Linked DNA regions of Homo sapiens: region 2 is linked to region 1. Evidence: chromatin contacts called from ENCODE Hi-C or POLR2A ChIA-PET data. All regions are on one chromosome and are shown on one strand. The core of a region is the stretch at or near the end of the contact, and the rest is flanking DNA. Distances in the headings are between cores, read along the strand shown. Region 1 overlaps NCOR2 (nuclear receptor corepressor 2). Region 2 overlaps NCOR2 (nuclear receptor corepressor 2).

Evidence for each region. A loop is a pair of places that touch in the nucleus more often than their neighbours do. ChIA-PET counts read pairs that join two places held with the same protein, here RNA polymerase II (POLR2A). Pooled maps may share reads with other maps.
Region 2: a map of astrocyte of the cerebellum shows a loop between it and region 1 (6-fold over the local background). The contact joins two enhancer-like sites. A Hi-C loop is called at or near these places in 3 of 168 maps with a recorded cell type or tissue (astrocyte of the cerebellum, heart left ventricle and heart right ventricle) and 9 of 50 pooled maps. POLR2A ChIA-PET finds 5 or more read pairs at or near these places in 2 of 52 experiments (H1 and activated T-cell).

Annotation. Positions count from the first base shown.
Region 1 is chr12:124,408,738-124,413,823 of GRCh38, reverse strand. All of the region lies in intron 15 of NCOR2 (nuclear receptor corepressor 2), which reads left to right. Among named protein-coding and RNA genes, the nearest start is that of MIR6880, 74 kb to the right of the region's middle. RefSeq lists enhancers at 373-1,001, 1,002-1,629. Within about 2 kb of position 2,148, at least 15 of the 41 ENCODE cell types and tissues checked have a DNase peak (open chromatin) inside an H3K27ac peak, as active enhancers do; they include heart left ventricle and heart right ventricle, where a contact is called at or near this core.
Region 2 is chr12:124,494,728-124,499,813 of GRCh38, reverse strand. It overlaps NCOR2 (nuclear receptor corepressor 2), which reads left to right. Exons shown (of 49, transcript NM_006312.6): 3 at 4,446-4,667. The coding sequence starts at 4,563. Among named protein-coding and RNA genes, the nearest start is that of NCOR2, 70 kb to the left of the region's middle. RefSeq lists enhancers at 3,122-3,251, 2,906-3,864, 3,865-4,824. Within about 2 kb of position 2,678, at least 18 of the 41 ENCODE cell types and tissues checked have a DNase peak (open chromatin) inside an H3K27ac peak, as active enhancers do; they include heart left ventricle and heart right ventricle, where a contact is called at or near this core.

The DNA.
Region 1 (5,086 bases), core at 899-3,398:
CTCCGCCGTTACCATATATGTCTTTGGGGAGTTGCTGAGGGCTCTTCCTCATCTCCCTCTCTCCCGCCTTGTCTCTCCTCCCCATCTCTGTCTCCCGCTCTGCGTCTCTTGCGCTCTCTCAGCACCCCCACTCCCAGTGCACAGCCCCTCTCTCCTGGGTTGCTGTGGAGGCTGCTGTGGGTGGCCGCAGAGAGGCTGTGGTGCTTGTGGTCCTGGCGCGGTGCCCGTGGCTCCAGGCCACATCTCTGCTGAAGACAGGCACGAGTGGCCTCTCTCATGTCACCAGGACAGAGGCCGCTCGCAGGGGCCTTCCTGCCTCGTGTCCCCAAGCTTGCTCGCCCCACAGACCCCCCAGGAGGTGCCCATCGGATGCACAGTATATGCATGTTCATCCGGGGGCATTTATTCAGTGCCTACTGTATGCCAGGGTTGTCAGACTCTACCTTCAGATGCGAATCCGACCTTAATCCTTCCGAAAATAGGGTAAAGGGATCAGCCGCGCCTGGCCCATCTCAACACCCCAGACTGCCCTGATTCCACGCTGCAGAGGTGGACACAGGGTAGGACTTCCGAGGTGTCGGGGAGTGGGCACGACCGCCCCTCCCAGGGTCAACAGCGCCCACGTGCCTCCTGTGGGTTTCCTGAGTTGGGGGGTGCATGGCCCAGGACCAAGGACATGGGTGCCCCTCCTTTCGCCATTTGTCAAGGTGGGATTGAAATGGAGGCTGTGGTGGGATCCCGAGGGAGGGGAAGCCTGTGGGCTGGGGGTGAGAAGTGACTCCAGGGACACTGGACCGTGCACTTTCCCCGGCAGCGAGGCTTCCGACTTCCTCAGACACCACTGACCACGCTGGGATGGCTGTAGCCAGCATCCTGGGGCTGTGCCCTCCTGGAGTTCCCCCTGTCTGAGGCCAAGGTCTGCTTTGTGAGGGGACGTGTCCCAGTCTGAGTCCTCAGATGTGAGTGCATGTCGGAATCACCGGAAGGGCTGGGGAAACCCAGTCACTGGGCCGCACCCCTCACCCCACAATAAGGCCGAGATCCAAGACTCTGCATTTCCAAGGAGCTCCCAGGCGTTGGTCTAGGACGCTGCTGAGAACCTCGGTGCTGGGGGTCAGCCCCTGAGCAGGGAGCAGGGTGGCTGAAGGGGTTGTTAAGCCCGAGGTGGGCTACCCCACAGCCCAGACCACCCATGGGAGTACACTCAAGCTGGAACGGCCCTTCCCAGGTGTTTGGGGTGGGCAACGGCCTCCCTGGCCAGGGCCCAACTTGGATGAGGCAGCTCTGAGCTGAGTTATTGTCAGCGCGCCTGACAGCCGATGGCAGCCAGCCCCTTCTAGAAGGGAGGTCTGGCCAGTCCAGCCCAGGAGGCAGCCTGTGCATCTGCATGTTTGCAAAGCCACGCTTCATAGATGCTGTGGCCACCCGAATGCTTAACCACAGCCCAGCAGCAAGACGCCAGTGCCACCGTGTCATCTCAAGGACACCTGCCCTGTCTGAAGTGCTTGCACCAGGCCCTTCTCCGCCCTGTCACCCCGACACCATGTGCCCTGTACCAAAGCAGTTTGTGTGTCATTTCGATGGTTACGTTTCTGAAACTTGGATGGTTATAAAGTGGAATATGAAAGTCCTTGATTAAAAGTGCTGGCCATGGGACGTCTCTGGACTCAGACCCGCGCTGTGTGCGGCCGCCTTCACTCTGGCCCACCTTGGCATCCATGGCACTGGTGCTTAGCCTTGTGGCCGGCTGGAGGCGAGGGATGTGCATGGCTGTTTAGAGTGGTGGGATTGCCTTCTTGTTTAATGGAGGGTGCCATCCTCTTTCTGGAAGCTTCTCTGTGTTCTGACACGGGGATGCAGGCCCGGGCATAGGCTTTTGGAATGCTAGCCCCTCCACACCCACCCCCATGAGACCCCACAGGCCTGAGCTTTGGCAAGGGAGGGCCGAGCCCCCACCTCCCGGAACCTGGCCCCTGAGATCGGCCGTGAGCGGCTTTTGAGCCTGGAGGCTGGGTTGAGGCCCGAGCATCCTCTCTTGGGCTCCGAGCCCCATCACCACCACCCTGAGGTGAATCACGGACTGTGGGGCGGTGCGGGGAACAGCTCAAGCGCTGGCACAGTGGTTTATAGTCCATGATTCATTGATGGAAGGGCCGCGTTATCCTAGTGAATTGCAAAACCAGAGCCCAGGAATGCTGGGGCCTGACTGCAGACCGTTGGGGAGCGAGGATGTGAGGCTGGCTAGGCCAGGTGGCAGGGCCCGGCCCCTGGTAGCCAATATGGCCTTCCCGCAGCGATGGGGGTTCATGTGGCCAAGGGGGCCTCTCTTTCTGCAGAGATGGGACACTGAGACGGGAACAGCCCGTCCTGGGCTCCAGTCATCCGGCCTGGGTCCAAGAAGGAAGCCCAGGGAGGCCGAGGCTCCGCCCCCGACTGCTGCCGTCCACTCTCCACTGTTCCCCATCTCTGTCCCTCTGGGTCTGCTCTGCCCAAGCCCCTGGCTCTGAATCTCCTGCATTTTTCTAGGTTTCTCTCTCTCTCTCTCTCTCTGTGTGTGTATGCGCGCACACGGGTGGCTACGTCTGTTTCTCTTCCCATGTCTTCCTCCCTCTTTCTATTTCTCTGTGTCTTTATCTCTGTGTCCACGTCTCGTCTGTTTCTCTGCATGTGCTTTCCCGTCTCTCTCTCTTTCCCCCATCTAAGTCTTTTAACTCTGTCTCTAGCTCTCTCTCTCTCTCTCCCCTTCTCTCTCTCCCCCATCTCTCCTCTTCCTCCTCCCCCGCCCCCTCCCCTCCTCACCCTGTCCCTGGGTCTCTCCTCTCACCCTTCCTCCTCCAGGTCTCTGCTCCTCCCCCACCTTTCTCCCTTTCTCTCTCCTCCCTCCCACTACAGCCCCCTGTCCCCTGCCTCCTCCGTCTGTCCTCTCCCAGCTCTTTGCGGAGGGACTGGTGACCTTGTTCCCCTTGCTGTGGCACTCGGACAGTTTGCACAGGGAACAGTATGACCGGGAAGGCTGTTCCAGGGCAGGAGCAGCCAGGCTTGGTCCCTGGGGAGGGGCAGCCGCTGTGCGGTGGGTGTTGGTATTCAGGGCTAGCTGCCTGCCCTAGGTGCTGAAGTCACTTGATGGTGGGGACCGGTGGCAGGGCGGGCCAGATCACCCCAGGCTGTGTTTCAGCTCCCAGGCCGAGGGCTTGTATCTTGTTTCAAACCTGCTGCCTGCTTGGGGCTGGGCCAGGATGGGCCCACAGCCTTCCGGTGGTGCCGACTTTCCCAGGCCTGCCAGAGGAGGTGGCTGGGTCCTCTCCAGTCAGGGCCAGCTGGGCTGGGCAGGATTGGGTGCAGTTTTAGGGTTGAAGTGAGCAGATGTCTCTGGTTTCCTGCCCAGCTTTGTGCTAGGTGGGGAGACAGTTGGGGGCTCCCCACGTCCTGCAGTCAGGGATGTTGCTCCCAGGGAAGGCAGCTGGTGAGTGGGCCGGAGCCCAGGGATGGAGCAGACCGGGCTGCAGGTTGAGGAAAAGACCAACATGGCCTTTGCATGGGCCAGGATGCAGTGCAGGGGCGATCGCATCAGAGAGGCAGAAGGAGGTGGAAAATGTGAGCGCTCCCCAGGCAGCAGATCGGTCAGGATCGAGGGGGCCTGGGGGACATCTCAAGCTGGGCTGCTGGAGTCAGGAAGTAGTTCCCAGAACAGCAGCCTTGGTGTCTGTGGCAGCTGGAGGCACTGAGGGAGGGGCCCTGGCAGGCTCACAGGCGGCAGGTTGTCCCTGGGGGATGGGTGGTGTTTGAGTCTGTTCTGCAGGGATGTCATTCTAGGTGATTCCCTCGTGGACAAGACAAACAAGGTCACCCCGGTGCGGTGGCTCATGCCTGTAATCCCAGCACTTTGGGAGGCTGAGGTAGGTGGATCGCTTGAGCCCAGGAGTTCAAGACCAGCCAGGGCAACATGGTGAGACCCCATCTCTACAAAAAAATTAAAAAATTAGCCGGGTGAGGTGGCTTGCTGCTGTGGTCCGAGCTTCTTGGGAGGCTGAGGTGGAAGCACTGCTTGAGCCCAGAAAGTGGAGGCTGCAGTGAGCCGTGATCATGCCACTGTGCACCTCAGCCTGGGCAACAGAGCAAGACCCTGCGTCCAAAAAAAAGGGCAAACAAGGTCCCTGGAGCTGACACCCATGGGGAACTTGGACCATGTGCAAGCCTCCAAAAAAAAGGGCAAACAAGGTCCCTGGAGCTGACACCCATGGGGGACTTGGACCATGCGTAAGTCAATCAGCATGGCAATTTGAGAGAGTGTTGAAGGGCAAACATGTAAGCCAGGGTCAGGAGGCCACTGCTGGGCAGGAGGGCAGCTTTTATAGGGAGCTGGCCGCAAGGCTTCTCTGAGGAGGTGTCCCTTGGGCTCAGACCTGAGTGATAAGAAGGGACTGGCCAGGCAGAAGTCGGGGGAGCACCCCAGGCCGTGGGCACAGCACGTGCAAAGGCCCTGAAGCAGGAACATGCGGGCCATCTTCCAGGAGACAGGTGGTGGGCATGGGGAGAGCTGCCCTGAGGGAGGTGGGCCAGGGCCAGGAATCCTGGCCTCAGAGCAGGAGCAGGGACTGTGGATTTGATGCCGAGTTGCGGGTCGGGATCTGAATTAGGATTTACAACAGAGCCTCGGCTGGCACAGCACACATCTGTACAGGCGGAACAGGCTTCCATGTGCGTGTTAAATGTTGCTCACGTTCTGTCGACACGCATCTTTCTGCCGTAGAGTGCTGGTAAATGTTTAACAACCAGCTTTCTGTAGGGGGAAGCTGCGTTTGTAGCATGTGCCGGTTGCCATGGTGTAAATAAATCCTCTCACCGTGCCCAGTGCCACGTGACAACGTGCTGCCGCTGACTTGGAACTGGGGAAAGATGCCCCTAGCACCAGGCTGTCTTATCCTGTTCTCACCCTGTGCATGGAGTTGGCGGAAGTCACCTCCACGGCACGGATGACTTCGTAGCTCCATGTAGCCAGATGATCAGGAAGCAATGCCCTTGGAGTGCTTGTAACCTTCGCTTTCTTTCTTTAAAAAAAATTTATTATTTTTTTAGAGATGGAGTC
Region 2 (5,086 bases), core at 1,429-3,928, 85 kb before region 1:
AACACTGACCCTTTACTCTCCCCCGCAACCACCTTCTGTGGCTCCCCACTGCCCTGAGAACAAAATCCATCCTTACCCGGGCCCATGGGGCCCTGAATGACTCTGTCCCCACTTCCCCCCATATTCACTCAATGAATTTCTCAAACATAAACGGCACCTGTGCTCACCCCCAGGCCCTCGCTCACCCCTGGGCCTGTGCTCACCGCCTGGCGGGGGCTCACCCCCAAGCCTGCGCTCACCCCCCACCAGCTGGCGCTCACCTCCCTGCTCTTGCTCAGCGGCGCCTCCAGCTGGAGCACTCTCCATCCCCTCGCCTTCACCCTCTGGAAGTTCTTCTTCCTCGTATCTCCTGGCTCTCCCCAGGGCTGGGCAGAGCCCCTGGCCTGAGACCCTCCAGGGCCTGGACCCCGCTGGGTTCACAAGAAGTCCCCAGCACTAGCCCGGGGCTCAGCAGGGACCACAGTGTGTATGTAAATAAATGAATGCCGCCCACCCTTTCTGACCCCACCGCAGCCAGACGCAGCGGCGACATGGGGCGTTTGTGTCTGAATTCCCCCTCCAGCCCGGATCCATCCTCAGAACCTCCTTTGGCCAGGACCAGATCCTGGAGACCCTGGAGGGGCTCCCTCGTCCTCTCCTGCCCCCATCTTTGAGGAAATGATGTCATCATTTTTTTTGGCATTCACTTCCAAACCTGCTGATGAAAAGTCAAAGCTTATTTTTTTCCCTATTCGCAGTGCTGCACACCCGCCTCCTCTATCAAGTTTCAAAACCTTTGCATCACTGCCCTGTAAAACCCTGTAACCATTAGCAGGCCTCATTCCTGCCTCACCCTGCCCTCCTGGTAGCCACCAGTCTCCTTTCTGCCTCGTGGATGTGCCTGTTCTGGACATTTCATATCCGTGGAGTCAGGCAGTTCGTGGCCTTTTGTGTCTGGCCTCTTTGGTTCAGCATGACATTTTCTGGTTATGTGTGGTGTAGGACACAGCCGTCCTTCGTTCCTCTTTATGGCTGAGTAATACTCCATCGTAGGGATGGACTGGAATTTTTGCTGGGTCTGCCTTTTGGCTGCTGTAAATTCTGTTGCCATGAACATGCATACCGTGTTTTGTTTGAGTCCCTGTTTCCAGTTCTTTTGGGTGGATGCCTGGGAATGGAATTGGTGGGTCATATGGTTATTCTATGTTTAAATTTTTGAGGAACCGCCAAACCGTTTCCCTAACATTTGTTTTTTTTCGAGTTGGCAGGAAACGTGGCTCAGGTCGGGAGGGGTTGGAAACTGGGTTTCCTAAGCTCGTGGTGAGTGAGGGTGGCACGAGGTTACTGGAGTTGTTCCCTGTTCAGGCCCCACCGGCATGTGAGGCGCTGGGTGGGGGGCTGGTGGGGGAACCCCTTGGTAGGTGAGGGGCCGAGGTTCCAGCCCCATGCTCCGGGGTGGGCACTGTGTAAATCCCAGGCAGTGGAAAGCCAGCCAGCCAGCTGCGGGGCACTTTAGGACGGTGTCACCCTCCCTGGTCTCTGGTGCCCGTGTGCACCATGGTAAGCGTGTGCCAGGGGCCTGTCACCCCCAGGCAGCATCTCACTGGGCAAAGGAGGAAAGAAAAGCTGTGGGTAAATGAGACCTCTCGGCCACCTTGTGCAACTCAAAATCCAATAGCAATTTGGAAGTTGCCCGTGGTGCCCTTGAAAGAGGGGCAGACCTCGGGAACAGCACCCTGCAGAAGTGACGGCCTTATCTCCTCCGAGAGACCGGGAACTGTTTAGCACCTAGAGAGAAGGGAATAGAATTTGCTTTGCTGCATGAGATGACCAGGGTCTGCAGACTTTGAGCCGAGCTCTAGCAGGAAGAATTTTAGAACAGGGCTGGGTCCTGGTGGCCACAGCTGTTCTCTCTCCCAGGGCCAGACTCTTGTTTCTGGCTGCAGAACGGATGTCTCATTGCTCTTGGGGCCGGGCAGGGCTAGCTGTGCCTTGCCTCCCCATCATAGCGTCACTGGTGACTGGGCTGCAGCTGCATCATTGACAGTCCTGGTGACAGCAGTATTAGGCATTCTGGTTTGCTGAGCATTTACTGTGTGCTGGGAGCTGCTGAGTGCCTGCTGTCCGCCACCCGGCCTTTCCTGGGGTCCTTGCAGGAGGACTTAGGCAGTCGGAATATGCACAGACGTCTTCATGTGTGTGGGAGTGCGTTTGTGATTCCGATGCCTTCCTATTTATTCCACATAGTACTGGGTTTCTGTATACCTATGCTGATAATAAGCTTCTCTTGTATGTAAAGTTATGCCTAACTGAATGAAAGTGACAGGCCCGGGGCTAGACGGCTGTCGCCTGGGTAATCTCTATAAAAAAGTCCCTACGCGGGGGTGGCACATGAATGTCTGATGTTTAGGGAACACTGTGTGTTTGGAGGTTCAGAGAGGGCAAGTGACTTGCCCAAGGCCACGCAGCTTAGCGATGGTGGAGCGGGACGTGTTCCCATGTTCACGGGAATTGCGCCATACATCCTGTCTCGGGGCTGGGAAAGCCCACGCAGGCAGGACCGAGGTGGTGGTAGATGTGTCAGTCTTGGCTCCGGAATTCCTTGGCTTTTCTGTGTTTGAAGGATGGACAGCAGCCAGTTGAAGGGGTGGCCTCCTCTGTGACTCCTTCTTTCCCTGTGTGAGCCCGAATTCTTGGTGGCATGTGACAGAAACCCAGCTTGGGCTGCCAAAGACAAAACGTGCAGAAGGAGTGCCCTGGCTCCCCTAATGAAGTGAGCAGGCTTCGACCTGCCTCCAGCCACCATCGGACACAACCTGCTCTTACCGCCCTTTCGCCCTGCCTTCCTGCCGGTGGGCGTGGGTCTCAGGCAGGCTCCTGCTGCATGGTGGCCCCCAGAGCTCCAGGCTTTCATTCCCAGCTTAGATCCCCAGCAGAGAGCACCTTTCTCCTGGTTCCAGCAGCAAAAGTCTCAAGGCAGATTCTCATTGACTCCTATTGGGTCACAGGCTCATCCTTGAGACAGTCACTGGCCCAGAAGCATGCAGGACTCTGATTGGCCAGGACCGGGTCACATGACCATCCCTGGCACCTGGGGAGGGAGGGAGGGTCAAGTCTACACTAATGAGAGATGAGGTGGGGCCTGGGAGGCAGTCAGGGCCCCCAACCTTAACCTTCCTCCCAATGCCCCTCCACATTAGGCCTCCAAGGGCTTTCCTGCTTGGAGAAGGACGGTTACCCTCTTCAGGTTGGGGGAGGGGGTGTTCTGATGAAATTGCAGGGCTGGGTATGCTCTGTTTCCCCTCCTGACCCCTGACCTCGTGTGGTGCAGCCTCAGTCCTCCGCCACTGGAGGCCCACATCCAGGCGCTGGGTCCCGGTGCCAGGGTGCATTTCCCTCAGCTCTGGGGGGTGTGTGCAATTGTGGGGGTGCTGGAGAGGGCTTTGCATGAGGCAGGACCTGATGGACACACCTTTTCTGAGGGACTGGTTCAGGGAGAGTGTGGAGGGGGCCTTGGTCTGGGATGGGACCCTGTTGTAAGCCCAGCAGGTGGCGTGGAGCTGTGGCTGGCGGAGGAAGGGGAGAAGCCTTGTTGGGGGTGGGGGGTGCTTAGGGGTTTCCTGGCAAAGGCAGCTTCGGAGTAGGGGTCCCCGTGGCTCCCTTGCTGGGCCGTGTCTTCTCTGTGGGGCTGTTTTTCCATCTGTAAAGCTGCTAGCCCGCTTCGTGTTATTCCTCTGGCGTGGCCACGAGTAGATCCTCTCCCGTGGAAGGCTCCAGTATCTGCCCCAGGAGCCGTTTGGGGTACCTATCCCTAGGCTGCAGGGCCCGACTGGCTGTCATTCTGCCCTTGGCTCTTCCTGGTGTAGCCCTCCATGTCCTAATCCCACCTCCTAGTTTGCATCTGGCTAACCTCATATCAGTCCTGTCCCATGTCATGGTGTCAGCCTCCTGCACAGGGTCATAGCCTTGCCCAGGTCATGCTGTGGCCTGTGGCCCGTGGCCCGCCTGAGCTGGCCCTGGTCCCTGCTGCCCGGGACAGCGGTGTGTGATGTCCCTGCTGCCGGCCGCCCCTCCTGGGACAGGTGCTTTCTGGGAATTCTGCCCTGTGACTTAGAAACCCGGGGGCCATGGAGTGAAGTTGGATGGGCTTAGGGGGGCTGGGAGCCATCTGGGTGGTGGTGAGGGCAGCGCAGAGTCCCTGTGCCTGCCGGGTGAAGGCCTGGGTGGGGAGGAGGCCTCTGGTCCCTTGCGTGGCTTGCATGGCTCGGAGGGACCTTGAATGCCATGCCTGTCTCCTTGTGCTCCCGGAGAACAGGTGAGTGTGGCAGTGGATGGAGGAGGGTCCAGGCAGGCCCCTGGGTGCTCGCGTGTCCTCACGGGACCACAGGAACGACTCGGGGACCTGTGCACGGAGGAGCCAGCTGCCCCGTGGCTGATCTTGTTTTTCTTTTCTTGTTTTCCCGCAGGTGCCAGTGACGGGGTGGCCCGTGAGCTGATGACGAGGACTGGCTTTTAATCCTTGGTGGTGATTAAGAGAAAGCTTATTGGGGCCTGGGAGCAGCTCCCCGCCGACCCCCACCACCATGTCGGGATCCACACAGCCTGTGGCACAGACGTGGAGGGCCACTGAGCCCCGCTACCCGCCCCACAGCCTTTCCTACCCAGTGCAGATCGCCCGGACGCACACGGTAAGGGGGTGCACATGTGTGCGCCTGGGGCTACCTTTGAGACCCTTCTTCCATTCCACTGAGTCTTCACCCCTTCCTTTCTCCTGGGAGCCAGGCTCATGTGGCTCTGAGCCTCCCAGGGCAGAGGGGAGGCCGCCACAGAGACCCCTGGTGTCTGAAGCCTTTTCCAGAATATCTGATAAAATCTCTTTGCTCCCATTTTAAAGCTGGGAAGATGGAGGCTGGGGCCAGGCTGAGCTGGGGCTCTGCCCTCTCTGGACTGGTAGTGGGATTGGCACGCGAATGTGGAGCTCCTGCTGTATTCACTTTCCTGCAGCCTAGCCTCACCTCTGCTCCCCCGCTGCCGCAGTATTGGGTAGGATTGGGGTGGCTTCCAGGGGGCAAGGGGGCCGGATAGGTCACAGCTCCCCTTCCTTCCT